Linked DNA regions of Homo sapiens: region 1 is linked to region 2. Evidence: read pairs that join two places in POLR2A ChIA-PET (ENCODE). Cell type or tissue: OCI-LY7. All regions are shown on one strand. Region 1 overlaps KLHL2 (kelch like family member 2). Region 2 overlaps KLHL2 (kelch like family member 2).

Region 1 (4,000 bases), 75 kb before region 2:
ATCCTACAAATATACTTGACCACTCATGAAATGACACACTCTGAGTTATTCACTGTAGCACTGCTTTTAACAACTACAAAAGAGAGTTCATCAGTAGACACTAGTTTAAAACATAGTATATCCATACAATGGAATATTCTGCATCTGTAAAAATGAACAAGGAAGCTCATGATATGAAAAAAGCTTTAGGAAATACTGTCAGCTTAGAAAGGAAGAACGACAGATGTGAGAATGCATTTTTTCAGTGGCTAGATTGTTTGTTCTATGAACCATGTGAATGGATTACTTATCCTCTCCATGCAAGAAAACAAAACAAAACCGAGAAACTAATAATAGTGATTATCTTTAGAGGGGAGAGAAATGAGGAACAAGGGTGAAAGGATGACTCTTTCAATGTATACCGTTCAAATATTTTTAAATCCTCATGTATATGGTAAAATGATCTTTGACAAGAGTGCCAAGACCACTCAATGGGAAAAGAACAATCTCTTCAACAAATTGTGCTAGGAAAACTAGACATCCACATAGAAAAGAATGAAGGTGGATCATATACGCCATACACAAAAATTAATTCAAAATGGACTAAGGATCTAAATGTAAGACTCAAAACTATAAAATTCCTAGAAGTAAACACAGGGGGGAAAGTTTCGTGACACTGGATTTGTCAATAATTTCTTGGAAATGACACCAAAAGCTCAGGCAACGAAGACAAATGGGACTACATCAAAGTTAAAAGTTCAGTGCATCAAAGGACACAATAAAGAAAAAAGGCAACCTGTAGAAGAGAAGAAAATATTTGCAAGTCATGTATCTGACAAAGAGTTAATATCCAGAATATAAAAATATCTCCTACAACTCAACAACAACAAAAATCAAATAACCCAATTTAAAAATGAGCAAAGGACTGGAATAAACGTTTCTCCAAAGACGATATACAAATTGCCAATAAGCGTATGAATAGATGATAGATGTTCAACATAACTAATCATCAGAGAAAATACAACTCAAAACCACAATGAGATATTACCCCACACCCATTAGGGTGGCTACTAGCAAACAAACAAACAAACCAGAAAATAACAATTGTTGGCAAAGATGTTAAGATACTAGAAACCTTGTGCACTGTTGGTAAGATTATAAAATAATGCAACTATTATAAAAAAAAGCATGGAGGTTACTCGAAAAATTAAAAGTAGAACTACCATATGATCCAACAATCCCACTTCTGTGTATATATCCAGAAGAATGGAAAGCAGGGTCTTGAAGACATATTTGTACACCCATGTTCACAGAAGCATGACTCACAATAGCAAGAGGCAGAAGCAGGTATCCACTGATTAATGAATGGATAAATGAAATTGGTATATACATACACTATATATACATACAATTCCTTAAAAAGGAAGGAAATCCTGTCACAATGCAACATGGATGAAGCTTGAGAACATTATGCTAAGTGTAGTGAGCCAGTCACAAAAATAAAAAAATACTGTATGATTCCACTAATATGAGGTATCTAAAGGAGTCAAATTTATAGAAACAGGAAGTATAATAATACTTGCCAGGGACAGCGGAAAGTAGAAAAGACGAGTTGTTTAAAAGGTACAGAGTTTCAGTTTTGCAAAATGAAGACGTTCTAGAGATCTGTTTCACAATAAAGCAAGTACTTATACATGACACTACTGAGTGGAACACTTAAAATGGCTAAGGTGGTAAATTTCATGTTATATGTTCCTTAACACAAATATTTTTAAAAGTTTATAACCATTTGAAAACACTGGTGATGAAAATTAAAAAACAAAAATAAAAACAAAGCAAGCAACTAGATCCAACTACTTTCCTTCCCCAGTGAGAAAGGAAGTGTTGCTATAGACAGTCAATGCATGTCACTGTCTTGACTTCAGTGGACAAATACCTGCTCTGCTAAAAAAGAAAGATCACTGGGTTAACATCCCTATGTTTGGCTGCTGTCCTACCTTGTCAGCCTCCACACCAGACTTCTCAAGAGCAGATCTCAATTCTGAAGCCTCTGCGTGCTGATGCACACTCACATCTTTATGTTATGGCATAGCCTCTGGCTCAATTTTACCTTGAAATAGTTCTTTGGAAGTCTTTTTCTTGGCATTGGTCCTTCTCAACCTCTCTGCTGATTTTAAGCTTAATGGCCTTCTCTACTGGTTAGGATTCTATATATGTTTCTACCTTTCTGACCACTGAATCTGCCTCCTTTACCTCCCTAAAACTAGGTATTACTATGGTCCTGCCTGCCTTCAGCCTCCTTTTGATTCTCCACTTGTTCTGTCTTAACTATCTAATGTATATTACTGTCCACAGTTATCTTTATTACCCTAATATTGTTGCTCCCAGATCCAACCTCTCCCCCCAAACCCCAATGTTTGAATTTCTAGCTGTCTGTTAGTCTCCATATGAATATGATCTAATCATCATGGCTCTTTTAAACAAGACAGAGCCACCCATACACCATGAAACCAGTACCACATACAAGCAGTCCTCTAAAACCTTCAGATTAATTACTACCTTGGGCCACTTACCTTGGCCTGTTTTGAGCTCTGTGGTCTGACTTTTCATCATTGTGCATTTTTCCACTGATGCTATGCTTCACTCTTTGGCCTGATACTTTGATAAAGATTCTCTAATGTCTGTTGATATTCCTCTCAACATAAATCAAGTTCTTCCTCTGGCCAAGCTGTCTTTGGCTACTGTTAAACATCTTGCCCAATCTGAGAACCTTTAAATTGATACTGCACTTCACTGCTGGCTCTCCCTCAAGCAAACAAGATGAGGATATACCTACGTTTCAAACCGTTTCAGTGACCTCCTCCAGACACCTGCTGGACCTCCCGTGTTCCCTTTGTATCCTAATGGCTTCACTCTGATTCCAAGGATGAATGAAGTCTTAGTCACAGTCATTTTTGCCTCCCTCCCTCTATTATGTGATTAAAAACATAAAATTTACCACCGTAACCATTTTTAAGTGTAAAGTTTAACAGTGTTAAGTATATCCACACTGGGCCAGGCATGGCGGCTCATGCCTGTAATCCCAGCACTTTGGGAGGCCGAGGCAGGTGGAACACCTGAGGTCAAAAGTTCGATACCAGCCTGGCCAACATGATGAAACCCCGTCTCTACTAAAAATACAAAAATTAGCCAGGAATGGTGGCGGGAACCTGTAATCCCAGCTACTTGGGAGGCTGAGGCAGGAGAATTGCTTGAACCCAGGAGGCAGAGGTTGCAGTGAGCCTAGATTGCACCACTGCACTCTAGCCTAGGGAACAAGAACGAAACTCCATCTCAAAAAAAGTAGTATATTCACACTGTTATGAAAAAGATCTAACATTTTCATCTTGCAAATATGAAATTCATTAAGTAACTACCCTTTCCCTCATCATCCCACTCTTTTTTAACCCCTAATGTGAATTATTTCATAAACCCTGTTAATTCTTTCTCAGTAATGCCATAAAAATCATAAGATTTAATGGTATAAGAGATCTGAAAGGTCACCTGACACAGCTTCTATAATATGTATTCGTAACCTCAAAAATTTTCACAATAAATGGTTATCTGGCTGTAGTTTACACACATCAACAGATGGCAAGACAGTCATATCATCCTTGAACACTGATAAGGTTTGGCTCTGTGTCCCCATCCAAATCTCATCTTGTAACTCCCATAATTCCCATGTGTTGTGGGAGGGACCTGGTGGGAGATGATTGAATTATGTGGGCAGGTCTTTCTCATGCTGTTCTCATGATAGTGAATGAGTCTCACGAGATCTGACGGTTTTAAAAATGGGAGTTTCCTTGCACAAGCTCTGTTTGCCTGCTGCCATCCATGTAGGATGTGACTTGCTTCTCCTTACATTCCACCATGATTGTGAGGCCTCCCCAGCCATGTGGAACTGTTAAGTCCAATAAACCTTTCTTTTGTAAATTGCCGAGTCTCAGATATGTCTTTATCAGCAGTGTGAAAATGAACCAGT
Region 2 (4,000 bases):
ACAGTGTGGGGACTGAAGGATGAGGAGAGAATACACAGAGCTCAATAGAAGACCAGTGAAAAAGTTCAGGTATCAAGTGATGAAATCCATTCATCAGAATAGTAGCAACCAGAATGGACACTTGAAACCAAGACCACAGTTCCTGGGGACTGATAAGATGTGGAGGATGAAGAAAGAGAGAGAAATCAAAGACTATTCCAATGCTTTGGTTATCAGGGACCAGAAGAATGGTTATCCCATTGAATAAGTGGAAATGTTATAAAATGAAGTCAGTTTGTGAACAAACATCAGTTTTGGATATATTGGGTTTAGAGGCATGAGCTAAGAGTAGAGATGTGAGAAGTTCAAAATTCCACACCAAAGCACAGACCTAGAGCCCCGACTTAAGATATAGATGGAGCTAGAGCTCAATGATTAACAGGTGATTGAAAAGAACTGGCCAAGGCCTACTTCCGTGAGGAAATACTGCCCACAAGCAGTGATAGAAGAGAAGTCATGCAAGACAGAAAAAAGTGATACAACAGAGAGATTAGAATCCCACTTTTTCTAATACTTGATAAGCTTGAGAGAGTAACTTAAACTCTACTTCTTCATCTGATAAATAAGACACCTACCACTATAAGGTTGTTGACAAGACTAAGTGAGATTAAGTGATAAAGTATGCAAATCACATTTAGCAACCTAAAAACCAGAGTAGGAAAACAAGAAAAAGAGCTATCATAAAAAGCAGGGGCTTGTTTTTCAAGGTAAAATCAGAGAATGGAACTGGTCAAAGGAATATTTTAGCAAATGCCAATAGTCTGAAATGTAAGAAAGTACAGTGCGTAACACACAAAAAGTTACGGACCCACTCACTGCAGCAATTATCTCATCAGGGGAAGAATTCAAGAATGCCTTTGTGCTTGCTATTCTCTCTCCCTGGAATGCTATTCCCCCTCTGGATTGTGCTAAAATATCACCTCGTCAAAGACACCCTGACCCTATCTGAACTATTATTCTTATTATTCTCTACCCTTTTATCCTGCTTCATTTTTGTTTACTGTAATACTACTAACAATATTACATATTTGTTTGCTATTAGTTTCAATCATAGGAAAAGGAACTTTGTTTTCTGAGATATCCCCAAAATCTGGCCATAGTAGGCACTCAATAAATATAAATTAAAAACTCAAACTACCTCATCATAAAGAGTAAATGCATTTGGATTTGGTAGAACACTACAGAAATGCAACATAAAGTGAATTTCCTTCTCTGGATCACCTTGAAAAAACCTGCCTGATCTTAAGAAAGAAGTTCAGTGGTCTTCATAAGCACTACTAGTGTAAATCCGTAACAGCCATAGATGAGTAAACTTACAGTCACCTTCAGAAAAGCACATTTACTAATAGTTACTGCATGCCTACCATGTACATCAGAAACAAAAGGTTTGGGGCATTTTGCAGGGAGTAGGTGGAGTGATTTCCCAGCATCAGAAATTTTTTAAACTACTACATAAATGCTACCTATTTCCAGAATTCACTTCTCAAGTTCCCAAATGCACCTCAAAGTTGTCTCTATATGTAACACTTCCTTCAACACACATTGATCCACATGTCTTCTTTCACCATTACCTTGTTTGTGGGCCATTATTACTCCTAAATATTTTAAATGTCTTTGTCTATCACTGGGGAGATTCACCTGTGATATGAGAGATGCCCAATGTACATTTAGTTAAACAAAAATAAGAATACACTCCAATGCACTATAACAGACAAACAAATGAATACTGGGTATCCTGTAGCAAGGTTCCAAATTCACAGCAATTGAATCTTAGAAAGAACATTAAAGGTCATCCGGTCCAGCGGACTGCAAATGTCAGGCTTCAGTGAACTTTTTACTGATCTATGTCAAAATGAGGACAATGTAATAAGTTTTCATAAGGCTAAGTTTTTTAAATTTAAAGACAATCCTTTAGTCAGATTATATTCTTCCTTATATTTGAGGAAGGATACTAAAATGTTTTTTTCTTTCATAAAAAGATGGTGATAGTTGATCATTGTTGTTTCATAAATAATTCTTTTACTTAGCAAAACAAAAAACTTAGCAATTGTTAGACTTCAATTGTTTTTTTCTTTTTTTAATTTTACAGGTCAGTTAAATTCAAAAATGTGAGAACCTCTGCTCTAATCCAACCAATTTTCTGCTGCCTAAATGCCTTAGAACATGGTCAACAAGTTGTTTTTCTGCCTATGCATGACCACCTCTGACGACAAGTCTCTAGTAATGTGGAACCATCAACTGAAAAAAGATATGGTTCTATCTGAGGGATGTTTGCTTAGTTTTGTGAAGGAAAAGCAAAAAAATCAAGGCTTACAGAGAGTAAGCCGACTTGTGAAAATGGAGCCAGTAAAAAAACAAGTGCCAAGAAGACTGATCAGTAAGAGAAGATCAGAGGGATGCACTCAGGCCTATACCTCACAGTCTTCCTTCAACTTATTATGAAAATCCTTTATACAAATAACTATAAAAGCCAGACTGTAAAATACATTCCTGAGGTCAGGGCTGGTCAATTTACATTTCCTTTTGCACATCTCAGTTTACCATCTGAAATTCCTTTACTAATCTACATCTAAACTACATCTCTCAATTTACTACCTGAAATTCCTTTACTAAGCTACATCTTTTAGTTACACATCTTTCAGGTTTGATCAGAAGCAAATGTAACACAGTCTCAATATCACCCAGACCCAGAATGCAACAGAATCTAAATGCCACATATACTCAAGTATGCAAAAAACAATAAGCACAAATATATAGTCCAACGACAATTTTTAATTATATGAGAATTAAAAAGGATGAAAGTTGGAGGCAAGGAATAGAAAAAGCACAAAAGATCAAAAGCTAATTTCAAGGAGTCCATCCTGAAGGAACCAGGAATGGTGGGTACAGATGCCTGACCTCCCTCCAAGACAATGTGCCAACAGGCCAGTGGAGAACAAGGTGGGATCTGAGAACAATGTAAATTTGGATGTTAAAAGAGAACACAAGCAAAAGCACCACGCACAGTGCCAGGCAGAGACAGGCATTCAAATATTTGCACATTGAATGAATTAATAAACAGACACTTACACAAAGAGAATCTGGGGCCGTGCTTCCAACCATACCATAAGGCACTTTAAGTCCAGGTCATCTTTCTTTGACTTAAAGCTCAGGCTAAAAATCTAACTTCATGAAAAGCTGAGTCTTCCTAATAGTTTCCACTGGCCTCTGTTCTAGCCCAGCTCTGGCAGTGAGGCCCGGTAAAGTTCCTTCCTAAAGACACTGCCTGCAAGTCTCAAATCCGGCACACGGGATCCATGGTGGAGGGATGTTAATGGGAGTGGAGGCAAACAGGCCAAGGGGTGGCAAGGAAAAAAACTATTTCTGATCCACAGAATGGCAAATAACACCATAACGAGTTCTTGAATTAGGTTTAATCCTGGACAGAACCAAATGAAAATAAAAACCTACTTGTATTTATAATTAAATAGACAGAAACAATGAAAAAGTCTCACCAACTTTAGCCACCCCTGATTGAAAGGAGTTTTAACAATTCTTTCATCCATGCTGGCATTCCAAGTTTTCCATTATATCTCAGCCTCTCATTGTTCCAGCACTATTGATGGAATCTCAATGCCAAAAATGGCGCTGGTCATCAAAATTATGATTAGCTGATCTACCCTAGAGTCAGTTTATCAATGTTTCAATGCATACATCAATTCTATTTTTTATTATTTCAATTTAAATCATCTGTGTCTCTATTCCCTCCCTCCCTCCAGAGGCTGCTTTCCCACACCCTTCTTTTCACCTGCATTCTAAGTATTCCCTTGTTCTTTCCTTTAGCTCCCTCTGTTCCAAAAGTAAAAACGAACTGCAGGAACTTATGTAGAAGGCAGGTTTACTACAGATAGCATACCTACATGTTACATATTATATACCATATGTTGGCTAAATACAGCTAGCATATCCTGCTTTAAGTGCT

Evidence for each region. Peaks named below come from ENCODE experiments on the same cell type or tissue, not always from the same donor. Only the 100,000 strongest peaks of a DNase experiment are listed, where the experiment ranks them.
Region 1: POLR2A ChIA-PET joins it to region 2 with 5 read pairs; 2 of 35 experiments call an interaction of 5 or more read pairs at or near these places.

Annotation. Positions count from the first base shown.
Region 1 is chr4:165,284,738-165,288,737 of GRCh38, reverse strand. The region is part of intron 5 of KLHL2 (kelch like family member 2); the gene reads right to left. Among named protein-coding and RNA genes, the nearest start is that of GK3, 7.0 kb to the right of the region's middle. In OCI-LY7, no CTCF peak of the experiment used is centred here; a DNase peak (open chromatin) is centred at 1,577; H3K4me3 peaks cover 879 bases; H3K27ac peaks cover 1,144 bases.
Region 2 is chr4:165,209,289-165,213,288 of GRCh38, reverse strand. All of the region lies in intron 1 of KLHL2 (kelch like family member 2), which reads right to left. Among named protein-coding and RNA genes, the nearest start is that of KLHL2, 3.7 kb to the right of the region's middle. In OCI-LY7, no CTCF peak of the experiment used is centred here; no DNase peak of the experiment used is centred here; H3K4me3 peaks cover 475 bases.